Regions from separate parts of the Mus musculus genome. Here region 2 is linked to region 1. The links are chromatin contacts, found by Hi-C or POLR2A ChIA-PET in ENCODE. All regions are on one chromosome and are shown on one strand. Each heading gives the region's core, a stretch centred on a gene start or an enhancer-like site at or near the end of the contact. The rest is flanking DNA. Distances are from core to core; before and after follow the strand shown. Region 1 holds the start of Abca1 (ATP-binding cassette, sub-family A (ABC1), member 1). Region 2 has its middle 22 kb from the start of Lexis1.

Region 1 (5,920 bases), core at 1,412-3,911:
CAGCTCCTCTCCACATAGGTAAGGTAGCACATAGCTGAGTTGCTAAGTATCATTCTTTTTTTTTTTTTAAATAGTGTTTGCATTGGGGTTTCCATGAAGAGAGGTAGAAAACCAATCAGCCCCAGTCACCCTTTCCAATTCCAGACTAATTCACGGTCTCCCATCAACCACGCACACATTCCAAATCAAGATGCATCCAAGGGCCACAACAGGCCTGCCTTTGGGTGCTAATAAAAAATACTTTAGGGGGCTGGATTTAAAATACTCATCTTCGGGAAGACACCCGTCACAAATACCCAAGTCACCACCAGTGACCCCTCCAGAACCCCAGTGACTTTCACAAGGAGACCCATGACTTATTCTATGGTAGCAATTTTTGCTCCAAAATGGTACTATGAGCATTATGTTGCTGAAAATTTCCTTCCCTCAACCCTCAGATTCAACTTGTTACCACATAGATAATAATCAATTCTGTGCATCACACCTTTCTTTAAAAAAAAAAAAGCCCTATTTTAATGACTTGTGATAGCGCTGAGGAAAAGACATGCTTACAATAGAAACTGTAATTTATCTTTATTATTTATATATTGATATACTATCCACTCAAATATTCTCTATGCTTGTCTATACCTCCTTTGATGTGGGGGAAGTGTTTTTCAACAATGGGAACAGCAATACGTTGTCCTTATGTGTGCATTAGAATATTAAAAATGGGCTGAAAGAAAAGTGGTGATGATAAACAACTCCTTTTTAATTGGCATTTATGTCTTGTAGAGTATCAATACTTGGGTCAGGGTTCCGAATTATGACTAAGAGGTAAGGGTGTGCTTTCGAGCCTGCAGGCATGTGTCAGGTGTGTGCTGTGGGAGGTGAGGGCTGAGCCACAGAAAGAAAGTGGTGTACCAATTCTCTTCAAGGAAGGTTTGTGCTGTTTTGTTTTGCTTTGCTTCTGTGGTTGGTGGTGCTAGAACCCAAGGTCTTGTACAAGGTAGACTCTACCGGGGGCCTACATCTTAAGCCAGAAGTGTTCCTTTTGTTTATCTGTCCTTTATTGTACATTTATTCTGCCCACTTCCTTGGAAGGATGTCGAAGTAAATTCTTGTTTTGTTTTGGAATGGTGATACCATTGCAGCAAATGGGGCAAACTAATTATTTCTAGTGACACTTAGTTTTCCCAAACAAACACACAAAGTCAAAAAAAAAAAAAAAAGCAAACAGTTTAATAAGTATTTCTCTCTTTTCCAGAGGTAAGTGCAGAAACCAAAACAGGCACCTATCCACAAGGTTGTCATCAGCCAACATCCCCAAGAACCTCATTGAGCAACGGTCTGGGAGTCAGGAAACAAACAAACAAACAAAAAACAAAAACAAAAAAGAAAAAAACAACAACATGAAAACATAGACTGGCTTTCTTGGCCTCGGGTTTCCTCCCAGTTTGGAAACACCAGTTTTGACCAGATTCACAGTGAAGCAAAAGGACTAGAGACTCTCACTCCGCACCAGGCCATACCTAGGCTACCCGGCCAGGAGGCGCTGCGGGCCAGTCTCCAGGGGCCACCCGCAGGCCGCCCAGCCCCCACCCCCTGGCGGCGGAGCCCGGCCCAGCACCCGAGCTGCGAGTTCTGTGCTGCCCGATGGGGTTACTTGCGGTCATTCGGCTGCACAACCTAGCCCCAGCTTCCCAATCGGTGCTCAGCCCGAAGTCTCCCCAAGGGAAGACTAGCAAAAAGCAGTAAGATGAGGGTGGATTGGGCACCCCAGTTTCGGGTTTCTGCAGACTCTCTTAAGTTTTCTGTCTTTAGAAGGAACAAAAGTGGTCTCCCACTTTGCGCCAGGGACTGCAGCCCTCCAGAGCGCAGGAAGCCTGTGGGCAGGACCCCGGAGTCGAACAAAGCCCAGAGAACTCAAGCAGCAGTAACATAAAAGACCCCGTTTAGGACACTTCCTACTAGAGTTCTTTGGAAACAAGGACATGCAGTCCCAGTCCCGGGAAGAGAACCTCCAAGTCAGAGGCCAACACAAACCAGTTAAATAATGGAGTGAGGACTCAGATGTGACACTTGTGGGCGACGGCCTACCCCGCGCCAGACAAAAGGAGACCCTTTGTAGAGGATTCCCTTCTCCCTACCCCACTGGCTGTACCCCGAGGACGTCCGGGAACCTTGGCTCACACTGCGCCCAAGAGGCGAGTCTCCGACGCCGGAGATGCTCTCGCTGGTCTCCGATTCCGGGAGACCCGAGTGCGGCAGTTCTGAGTCCCAGGGTCGACAGGGCCCGTCCCAGAACATTCTTTCCCTGTTTATGCCTCCCCTGTACTATTTGCATCCCCAGAAGTAAGGTACATGGGAGTTCGAGTCCCCCCAGTGTCCCCAAAACGGAGAGCTTCCCAACGCTTCCTTGGCCCCGAAACAAAATGCCCAAGTCACTGAAGAACCTCTTACCTGTTTTCCACTTTGCTGTTTGAGTCTGTTTTCCCTACCCCTGCACAAACCCTTCCAGAAAGGGGAAGAAAAAAGTGGGGGGAAACAGGGAGCAGAGCAGCTCCCCAAGCCGGCTGTGGTTGCGCGGGTCCCGCGGCGCCCCCTGCCCAGCTTTGCGCTGCGCCGCGGAGAGAAGTGGGCTCTGCCGGTCCCGGCCCGCTCGCTCGCCCTCGGAATTACTGGTTTTTGCCGCGACTAGTTCCTTTTATAGATTCGGCTGTGCCGAGCGCCGGGGTTACTACCGGTCAAACGCTGTTCTCTCCCTCTTTCCCCCGCCCCCTTCCCGGCCTCTGTTTATGTAGTTCAGTCACTCAGCAGAAAGCACGTGGAGACATGGCCCGCCCCTTAAACCGGCGACAGTGCGCCGCCGCAGCGGGCACTGGGGGCGCATGGTGAGAGCTTTGTGGGGCCCGCTTTCTGTAGCCCTGGCCCTGACCTGCTAGCCTTCGGGAAACGGGAAACTCCGGACTTGCGCTGAGCCAGGGACTCCACATTCCCGGCAGAGGAGGAAAGGGGAAAAGCTCGTTCTCTAAACTCCTCTTTCTGCAATTGTTTGGGGTTTTGTGGGTGTTGCTTTTTGAGTTTTGTTTGTTTTGTTTGTGTGTGTATGCCCTCTTCCTCTCTCCCTCCCGCTCTCCCTTACTCCCACTCTCCCCCCTCTCCTTTTGTTAGTTTGCTCAGCCCCCAACTTGGGAAGGAAAACTCCCCACCCCACCCCACCCCCAGATGCCAACCATTTTCGGTCTCTTCCTTTTCTTCCTTTAAAAGTCCTAGATTGGGGGAAGGGATGTGGAATGGACAGTGAATATCAGCCTATTTTGGTGTCTGCCTCAAACCTTTACATTGATTTTGAAGAGAAGATCTCTACCTTCCAGGGACCTAGTCTGCACCTTCTACACACACACACACACACACACACACACACACACACACACACACACACCTTCCAGGGACCTAGTCTGCACCTTCTACACACACACACACACACACACACACACACTCCACTAGTAATAGGTACCTATAAGCCACAAGGGGCAGCTGTGGTCACAAGAGTGGGTTTTGATGATGTCAAACGACCAAAGTTAGATAAAGTTTTTCTGCCTCTATTTTATTTGTTTTAATTGAGACAGAGTCTCATGTAGTCTGCTCATAAACTCAATAACCTTGAATTCCTAATCCTCTTGCCTCCCAAGGCCTAAAATTACAGGAACAGAGTACCACACCCACATTTGTACAGTGCGGAGAGATGGAACCCAGCCTCTTGCATAGCAGGCAAGCATTCAGCCAGCTGAGAGCTACATCCTTGGCCCTTGCTTCCTGTCTCTCAAGAGAGAACGTTCTCTCTGCCTCAGAGTTTTCTGAAAATGAATTTCGTTGGAACTTTTGAAGTCCTCGGAAGAAGAGTGCCAACACCAGAATCCTACTGACTGAACATCAGTGCCAATCTCTAGTGACATCCATACCCTATAAACCATTTCCTATGCCAGACTTTTAAAAGTCCAGCACTGGCAAAGAATTTAAAATAATATGTGTGACCATCTGTGTACAAAGGAAAACGCCTAAGGGGAAAGGATCGTTCTTTGCATGATTTTAGGAGATTAAGTCTTTATGCAGCTTCCCTCATTTCCCCCATATCTCCTAGCACCTAAAATACACACACACACACACACACACACACACATTCTTTTTGTACTTTGAAGAATTTGGTTCCCAAGAGTACTCCTACTAAATTCTGTTCCCAGCATCCACTTGCTGCTTTACAACCATCTGTAACTCCAGTTACAGGAGAGCTGACACAGTCTTCTGGCCTCCATAAGCACCAGGTGTGTACGTGGTGCACACATGTGCACATAAGTAAAACACTCATGTACATAAATAAATCTCTCTCTTTTTTACCCTAAAAATAAAAGCTAACTTCTTGGGTTTCTCTAAAAGAGCGTAGGTGACATGTAAGTGCTACCCAAATCAGGTAGTTAGGAGGCAGAGAAAGAAGAAAGGGTGGGAAGAAAGAAGCCCCGGGCAGAGCATCCTGGAATCCTCACTATATGAAGGCAATGACCCTGAAATCCAACTTGCAGTGTTTAACTAGGAAGCCCTGTAGGGTTAGGAATCTGCCCCTATTCAACTCTCACTGCAATAAATGCACAAATACACTGCAGTGTTGGCAGTATGTGTATGCATGTTGTAAATCTCTACCCTTCGACACCTACAGAGGCCAAATGCTTCATCCAGGTTACACCTGTTGACACCAAGTGACATGACCTGCCATCAGGACAGCACCTCATGACACAACTACTGGATTTCAACAGTTAGAACTTAGATGATATCACACTTAAGAAAGAAAGAAATTTCAAAGCAGGAATTTCTCCATCCTTTGAGTACCCCTGGTTAGTTTGTTCCTGAGCATGCTCCAGAGAGCTTTCCCTTCCATGTCTTCTGATGTATAACACCTTCACCCAAACCCCCAACCTTGTCCTAGGAAGCCCTTTCTACCTGAGTGGAAAGGCCTATCTTTGTTACTGTTGCTCTGAAGTAGTGGATTCCATAAACATACCCTGGGTTGCTTGAGGTTCTATTCTGAGCTGACCCTGGGATCTTCTAATTACAGACTTGACCTTCAGGCAACTATGGCTCTACTGACCTTGCTAGAGAGGTCATAGAGATACAAGAAGCTCAATTTTATCATCCCATGAAGGCTTTTAAATCAAGATTCCCTGAAAGTCAGTGTTTAGAGGATAGTTTAAATGCATATCTAGGAGCCAGTCTACAGTCTACAAACACCTTCCTTAAAAGAGAGAAGTTTTTGTTGTTGGTTTTTTTTTTTAACAAAAGATATTCACTACACGTGTTTCTTGCCCGAGATACCTACTATTTGGCCCCCTGCAGCTGAAAAAAATAGGACACTACAGAAAGGCAATGAAAATTTTCTAAAAAAAAAAATAAACAAAATGATTTTTCAAAATAAATTTGTAGTGATTGAGAAAACCTACTAGCAGCTGGAGAGATGGCTCAGCTGTTAACGGCTAGGCTCACAACCAAATCATAAAAAAACCTACTGCTTAGAACATTAGAGAATGAGATATAACTCAAAAATTCAAAAAGAAGACTAGAGAGAGATCTCAATCGATAAAGGAGTTACCATGCAAGCATGAAATCCTGAGTTTACATCCCCAGAACCCATGTGAAAAGCCAGGTGTAGTATACCAGCAATCCCAGCATCTAAGAGCTAGAGATAGGAGATGAATGGAGTCAGCTCGCCAGCCAGTCTAGCAGCATCAATGAGAGACTGTGACGTAATAAATAAGTAAATAATAAGTAAATAAATAAAGCGAAGAGAAATTGAAGACTCCTGATGTTGATCGCTAGCTTTGAAATGTACATACACACACATACACATTCACACACACACAGGCACACATACATACATGCATGCACACCT
Region 2 (5,920 bases), core at 1,620-4,119, 37 kb after region 1:
ATTGTTTGGTGGTCAAAACAAAACGAACCCCACTGGCCAGGCATGGTACACACCTGCAATCCCAGGATTCCTGAGGCTGAAGCTAGATGATCGTGAGTTCCAGGACAGCCTGAACTCAGCAAATTCAAAGAGTGCCTGGACTATAAAGAAAGACCGTGTTCAAAAGGAAAAAAGAAAGAGCAGGAACAGGGAAAGGGACGTTTTCAAGTGTTTAACACCCTTGACTAAGCAGTTTACCTCTTCCAGAGGATCTACCCCCATGTAAGTTCCCACAGCACACATCCCAGCTCTGTCCTCCCCCTACCCACTAGGAACAATACCATATTGTCTGACTACAAGCTATCTCAGAGGACTCCTAGCTCACTCACTTAAAAATGTGCATCTGAAGACATAGATCTATGTGTTGCAAGATAGGCCTGATGTGGACACACACAGGTGCCACTGTTACCATTTAAGACAGGTTGCAGGGCATGGGCAGATGTCAAATTATAAAGCCATGTAAAATGTAGCCCCTTCATTCAGAAACAATGTATTCTTCAATTGGTTTAAATGCTTTCTTAATGATTTTCAGTAAAGCTTTATGGCACCTTCTATAAAGGTTGTTTTAAAAGATTTATTCTGCATTCCTAATGATTTTTTGCTCTACTATAAGTTGTGCCTCTTGGCCAGTTAATGTATGTCTTTGACTGTTGGTGATAAAGGAAAAATGAAGAGTTGCGCTTCCATCCCCTCACCAGCTGCCTTTTTCTCAGAGTGCACCTGGTGTGAGTTTCTTCTCAGAGTGTACCTGGTGTGAGTTTCTTTGCAGCTTTCCCATCCACACCAACATTCTCTTTCATCTTACATTCTTATTTTGCTGTGGTGGTTGGGATTGGATAAAAATGAATATTTAATAGAAATGTTGATGGCCAGAAAACTGGCTCTGTCTGTGACTATAAGGAGAATAAATAAGAATTTTGTGAGAGTCTAAGTGTTTCCAAATATCATGAGTCTTGCTGTCTCCTGATTCAGAATGTATGGAGGGTTTGTTCTGGGCACAACGGCCATTCCAGTCATCTCCAAAATCACTATACATCAACTGTTATTTCCATTTTTCAGAGTGCCTATTGCTGGGCTACTGCACAAAAGGAATAAATAATAAATTATACATCGTATTAATTTTGGGCACAGTTGGCCAATTTCATATTATTCACAAAGGTCACACTGAACAGAACAAATGCACACAGAGGCATCAAGCAGACAAATCCAGAAGCAAAGGGGAAAACCTAATTCTAAAACTATTTTGCATTCAGGTCCGAAATTGGTTCCCTTAGAGGTCCTTACATTCTATTTGTTTGCAAAATTTAAAAAAGGGAGAGTTGGCAGCAGGGAGAGGTTGTTTATTAGTGCCAATAAGAACTCAGGGTTAGTTAGGAGCTGGGGTGGGAAGAGAGTTGGGGACGTCTTCACTTTCAGTGCCTTGAACCAATAAGATGCCAAGAAGAATCTGATCAGAGTAACTACCCAGCTCAAGGAAACCACTGTCATTGCTTTGTTAGAACCAATGGCACCTTCTAGAACAGTGGTTTCCAACCTTCCTGATGTTGTGACCCTTTAATCTAGTTGTTCATGTAGTGGTGACCCTCAATCATAAAATTATTTCGTTACTACTTCATAACTGTAATGTTGCTGGTGCTATGCATAGTATTGTAAATATGCAGGATACCTGATATGAGACCTCTATGAAAAGGTCTGGGGTGTGGGTGGGGGTAGGTGTGGGGGCAGGGTTGTGACCCCCAGGTTGAGAACCGATGTTCTAGACTATGCTACCAGAGAACATTTTTGTTGTTGTCTTCCTGTAAGAAAAAGCAAAGCAGTATTTGAAAGCGTTCTATTTGAAGAGTATGTCACAATGTAAATCATTTTTTAAAAATATGCACTTTGAAGGCATGCTATGTTTTAAAGACACTCCATTAGAAGAAGTAGAAAACGAAAGCAAAATTTTAAATCAAGTTTTTACTTTATCCACTGGTTCTCTTTAAAGAATTCCTTGTGGGTCACGCTGAGTCTTAATAAGTGGGACACTAAGTACTGCCTATGGATACCAGTAACAGAAAAACAATTGTGTTGACACAACAGGTTTTACAGATGGTATTTTCTAAGTTTTTTATTTGTTGAATGGACAACTTAGGATTTGTGGAGCTAGAGCTAGAGAAAGAGCTGATGAACTTCAAAACAGGCTTGGAATGCTTAACCGGTGTCCTTTCTAATGAACTGACTGCTAGTTCATTGACAACAGCAGATCTAAAAGGATTCTGCTCGCAGGCCTCCTGTGGCTGGAACACTCCAGCTGGCTAGCTCTGCAGAGATCTGGCCCCAAGAGGTCTCGCCGCTTTAAGCGTCCTAGGCCTTGGACACGCCCACCAGAAAGCCAAACACAAAGCGCGGTGTCTGCTGGAAGTTGTAGTTCCAGACCCTAGCAAGTCTTGACTCGTCCTCTCCTTCCATTTCATTGACTCTTAACAGACCACAGACTCTGAGACCGCTTCAGATTACGCATTGATCATTTCAAGGTATAAGATGAGAGGAATTTTCTTTAATCACCGGATCTGGGCGCTGCTGCTGCTGCTGCTTAGAAAGTATCTGGAAGGCGCGCATGCGCGTGAAGGTAGACAACACAGCCTCTGACTCCCCTAGAGCTGGGATGAAGGGGACTTAGGCCCTGTATATAGTAACAGTTTGTGATAGTGTGGTTTGCAGGTTGTGACGGAAACCGAGGAAGGCAGACGGTCACGTTAGGACCCCATCTGGACTTCTAGGACACTTCCACCTTCTAGTTGTTCCCAATTTGCAGAATTGCAGTTTTTTCCATATCCCTTCATCTCTTTATGGAAAGGCTTTCCCTGCGGCGTTGTGAAATCCTCAGCTCTTCAGCCAAGGCCTTTTAGCCTGCCTGGAATTCAAACTGTCTCTCCTTGCCAGCTTCAGGTCATTCCAGGCAGCAAAAGGCACGGGCTGTACAGGCGTTGCTACTGCTGCTCTTCCTCGTCTTGCAAAGCTGGAGCCAGCCAGATAGAAGCTTGGATACCTGAAGCTTAGAAAGTGTTTGGAAGGAACGCAAGCGATGCGCATACATGATAGATAAGTAAATGCATAGATTAGATGTCTTTAATTCTTAAAGGGCCTCTCATAGCTTTCCTGTGTTCTTTGAGGTGGCAATTGTTATGCAAAAGAGCGGGTGAGAATCTATGACTGTAGTCAGTGGCAGAACCGCCAAACTGAAAGTTGTAGGAGTTACAAATCTGCTTTTCCATCATATCAAAGTAGACAGAGCTAAAGGGGACCAAGGCTGCACCTGATGTTGACTGCCTTTCTGAATAGCCAGTCCAGACCACAGCCGCTCTTAAAGTAGTGAGCAATTGCCTTTCAGTGAGTGAATCTCCTTCCAGCAAATACAGAGGATGTTGCTTGGAGACATGCTTAAGACTGAGCAAACACGTTGTGCTGGACTCTGGAAAGAGAAGCATTAGATTTTAGCTAAGGGAGTGACCAGGTTATGCTCTAAAGTGCCCTTCATTTCTCAGAGAGAAGAGTGAGCCACACTGTCTGTGTATTTGCAATCTCCCATTCTGCAAATGTAGTGCTGTTATTCCTTGCATCAGCAATGCTAACACAAATGTCAAATAGGCATATAAGTGATGAAATCCCCTGGCCTTGTTGCCCATGTCTCTAACCTCAGCACTGGGAAGGCAGGCAAATAATAGATCTCTATGAGTTCTAAGTTAGCCTGCTCTATTATCATGAGTTCCAGGCCAGCCAGGGCCTCCTAGTGAGAATCCGTCTCAAACAACAACAAAAAACAAAGTGCAGGAATCCTCTATCTGCTCTTCAGGTTGCACCAGTGTGGGTCAGGAGAAGGAGAGATGAAAACAGAGGTGTAGATCATACAAAATCGAGGGGCAAGGCATACAGAGCTGCGTAGAAGAGGGTGTGCAGAAAAGCAGTATTTGTTATGAGGGGATCTCTGTTGAGCTTTTAATCAACTAATAAGAAGTTGTCACCCCAGAGCTCCCACATGAGTTCTGTCTGAGAGGAAAGGGGGCTGGTTATTTGATCTGCAGGTATGGGCACAAAATGCTCCTGTCTCCCTGGCGCTCACCTGGTGAAAGCAGACTGTACAGAGTCCCTGGCTCTCCTGAAATGTCTGTGGACCACTCTCTGTAAAAATGCCTTTTGAGTGCACTGCACATTCCTTTGGACCTCTTCTGCACTGGAACGTCTTGTTCCTTCGGGGATTTGATATTTGGGAACAGCCAGAAATCATTTGGCTGCACATTTGGAAGGCAAGGAAAACTATTGCACTACAGAACTGCTGCCGGTGAAATCTGGGAGGTGGTTTTGGGTGTGAACCAAAGGCAGGGTTTCTTACCTTGAAACATGGAAAATTTGAATATACCTTTTTTTTCTAGGGAGGAGGGGTAATGTTTTTAGCTGATACTACAGCCTCTCAACGAATCCCGATGATTCAAACAAGTTAATGATCATAAGGTCATTTCTCTGTGGGTTGTGGAGAGAAGTCATGTGTCAGGAGAGCAGAGGGCTGCTTACAGCTTCACCTATAATTTAATGTGTGGTCACAGTGGTTTCCAGAACTCCCAAAACATCACATGGGTTGAGTTGTACCTATAGTACTGAGTTGCTCTGCGTCTTTGTTAGGGTTTCTATTGCTGTGATGAGACACCATGACCAAAAATCAAGTAGGGAAAGAAAGGATTTACACTTCCGCATTGTAGTCCATGACTGAGGGAAGCCAGGACAGGAACTCGAAGAGGAGAGGAACTCGGAGGCAGGAGCTGATGCAGAGGCCATTGAGGGAGGCTCCTTACTCAGCCTGCTTTCTTATAGAACCCAGGGCCACCAGCCCAGAGTTGGCCCCACCCACCATGGGCTGAGCTCTCCCCCATTTATCACAAATTAAGAAACCTCCCTATAGGCTAACCTGAAGCCTGATGCTATGAAAACATTTTCCTGATTGAGGTTCCCTCCTCTTAGAAGACTTTAGCTTGTGCTGAGCTGACATAAAGCTATCTGGAACACTCTGTGATTCCATAAAATCCAAGCAGAGATATCTCAAGAAAAACAACAAAAGAAAACCCTTGATTTTGAAGACCAAACATTCCTTGTCCAAGCGGTTAATTCGGCCTGCTCAAATAACTCTCTTAAATGTCAGTCTTCTCTTGAATGACTTAGGACTAACGTGCCTGACCACAGACATCAGCATCCTGATATCAGAACTGGGAATCTCCAGACCTCAAGCGAGCCTATTCAGAGGGGGAAGGCAGAGGCTCCAACACCAGAGGGACTTATTCAGAATTGCTCCTTGTGCTCACAGATACGCCCAAAACGTTAGCACATAGAGTTGTTCCTTCAAGGCAAGGAATGCAATACTCGTCATCTGCCCAGAAGGCTGGGAGCAGGCGTGCATGTTCTAGCCTGGTCACCTTTGCACTATTTGTAGTGCACGTACACCATATCCCTCCCCCAGACCCTTAGCCTTGCTTTTCTTAGTCAATCGGTAGAACCTATATTGATGGAAGGTGTCACATGCAGTCAATCTATAAAACCTACTTTATGGAAGATGACACATGTATTTCACAAGGAGTTTCCATGTAGTCCTCTTTGATCTGTATTTAGCTTATTTTGTTCCTCAAAGAGATTTACATATGCCTAAAATAAATTACTTAGGGTCAGAATTCTGCAGTTTGAACCAATGACATGATATTTAGCAATGTTGAGTCAAGCTACCTCCTTGCCCTTTAGGGACTGGGAGCTCTTCAGACTCTGCAGGCCATGAAGGTTGTTGCAAAGACACCCCCTCATCTCCCCTGCACAGTTTGTTACAAAGGGGTAGGAAATAAGAGGGAGCCTTGAAGGGACCACA

The links. A loop is a pair of places that touch in the nucleus more often than their neighbours do. ChIA-PET counts read pairs that join two places held with the same protein, here RNA polymerase II (POLR2A).
Region 2: a loop to region 1 is called in a map of heart, with 10 times the contacts of the local background. The contact joins the enhancer-like site here to the promoter of Abca1 in region 1. A Hi-C loop is called at or near these places in 18 of 37 maps with a recorded cell type or tissue (ES-E14, Patski, T-helper 1 cell and 5 more). POLR2A ChIA-PET finds 5 or more read pairs at or near these places in 3 of 5 experiments (Patski and embryonic stem cell).

Annotation. Positions count from the first base shown.
Region 1 is chr4:53,157,234-53,163,153 of GRCm38, forward strand. Abca1 (ATP-binding cassette, sub-family A (ABC1), member 1) reads right to left here and starts at 2,662. Exons shown (of 50, transcript NM_013454.3): 1 at 2,443-2,662.
Region 2 is chr4:53,193,767-53,199,686 of GRCm38, forward strand. No RefSeq gene overlaps it. Among named protein-coding and RNA genes, the nearest start is that of Lexis1, 22 kb to the right of the region's middle. Within about 2 kb of position 2,870, at least 1 of the 3 ENCODE cell types and tissues checked has a DNase peak (open chromatin) inside an H3K27ac peak, as active enhancers do; it is heart, where a contact is called at or near this core.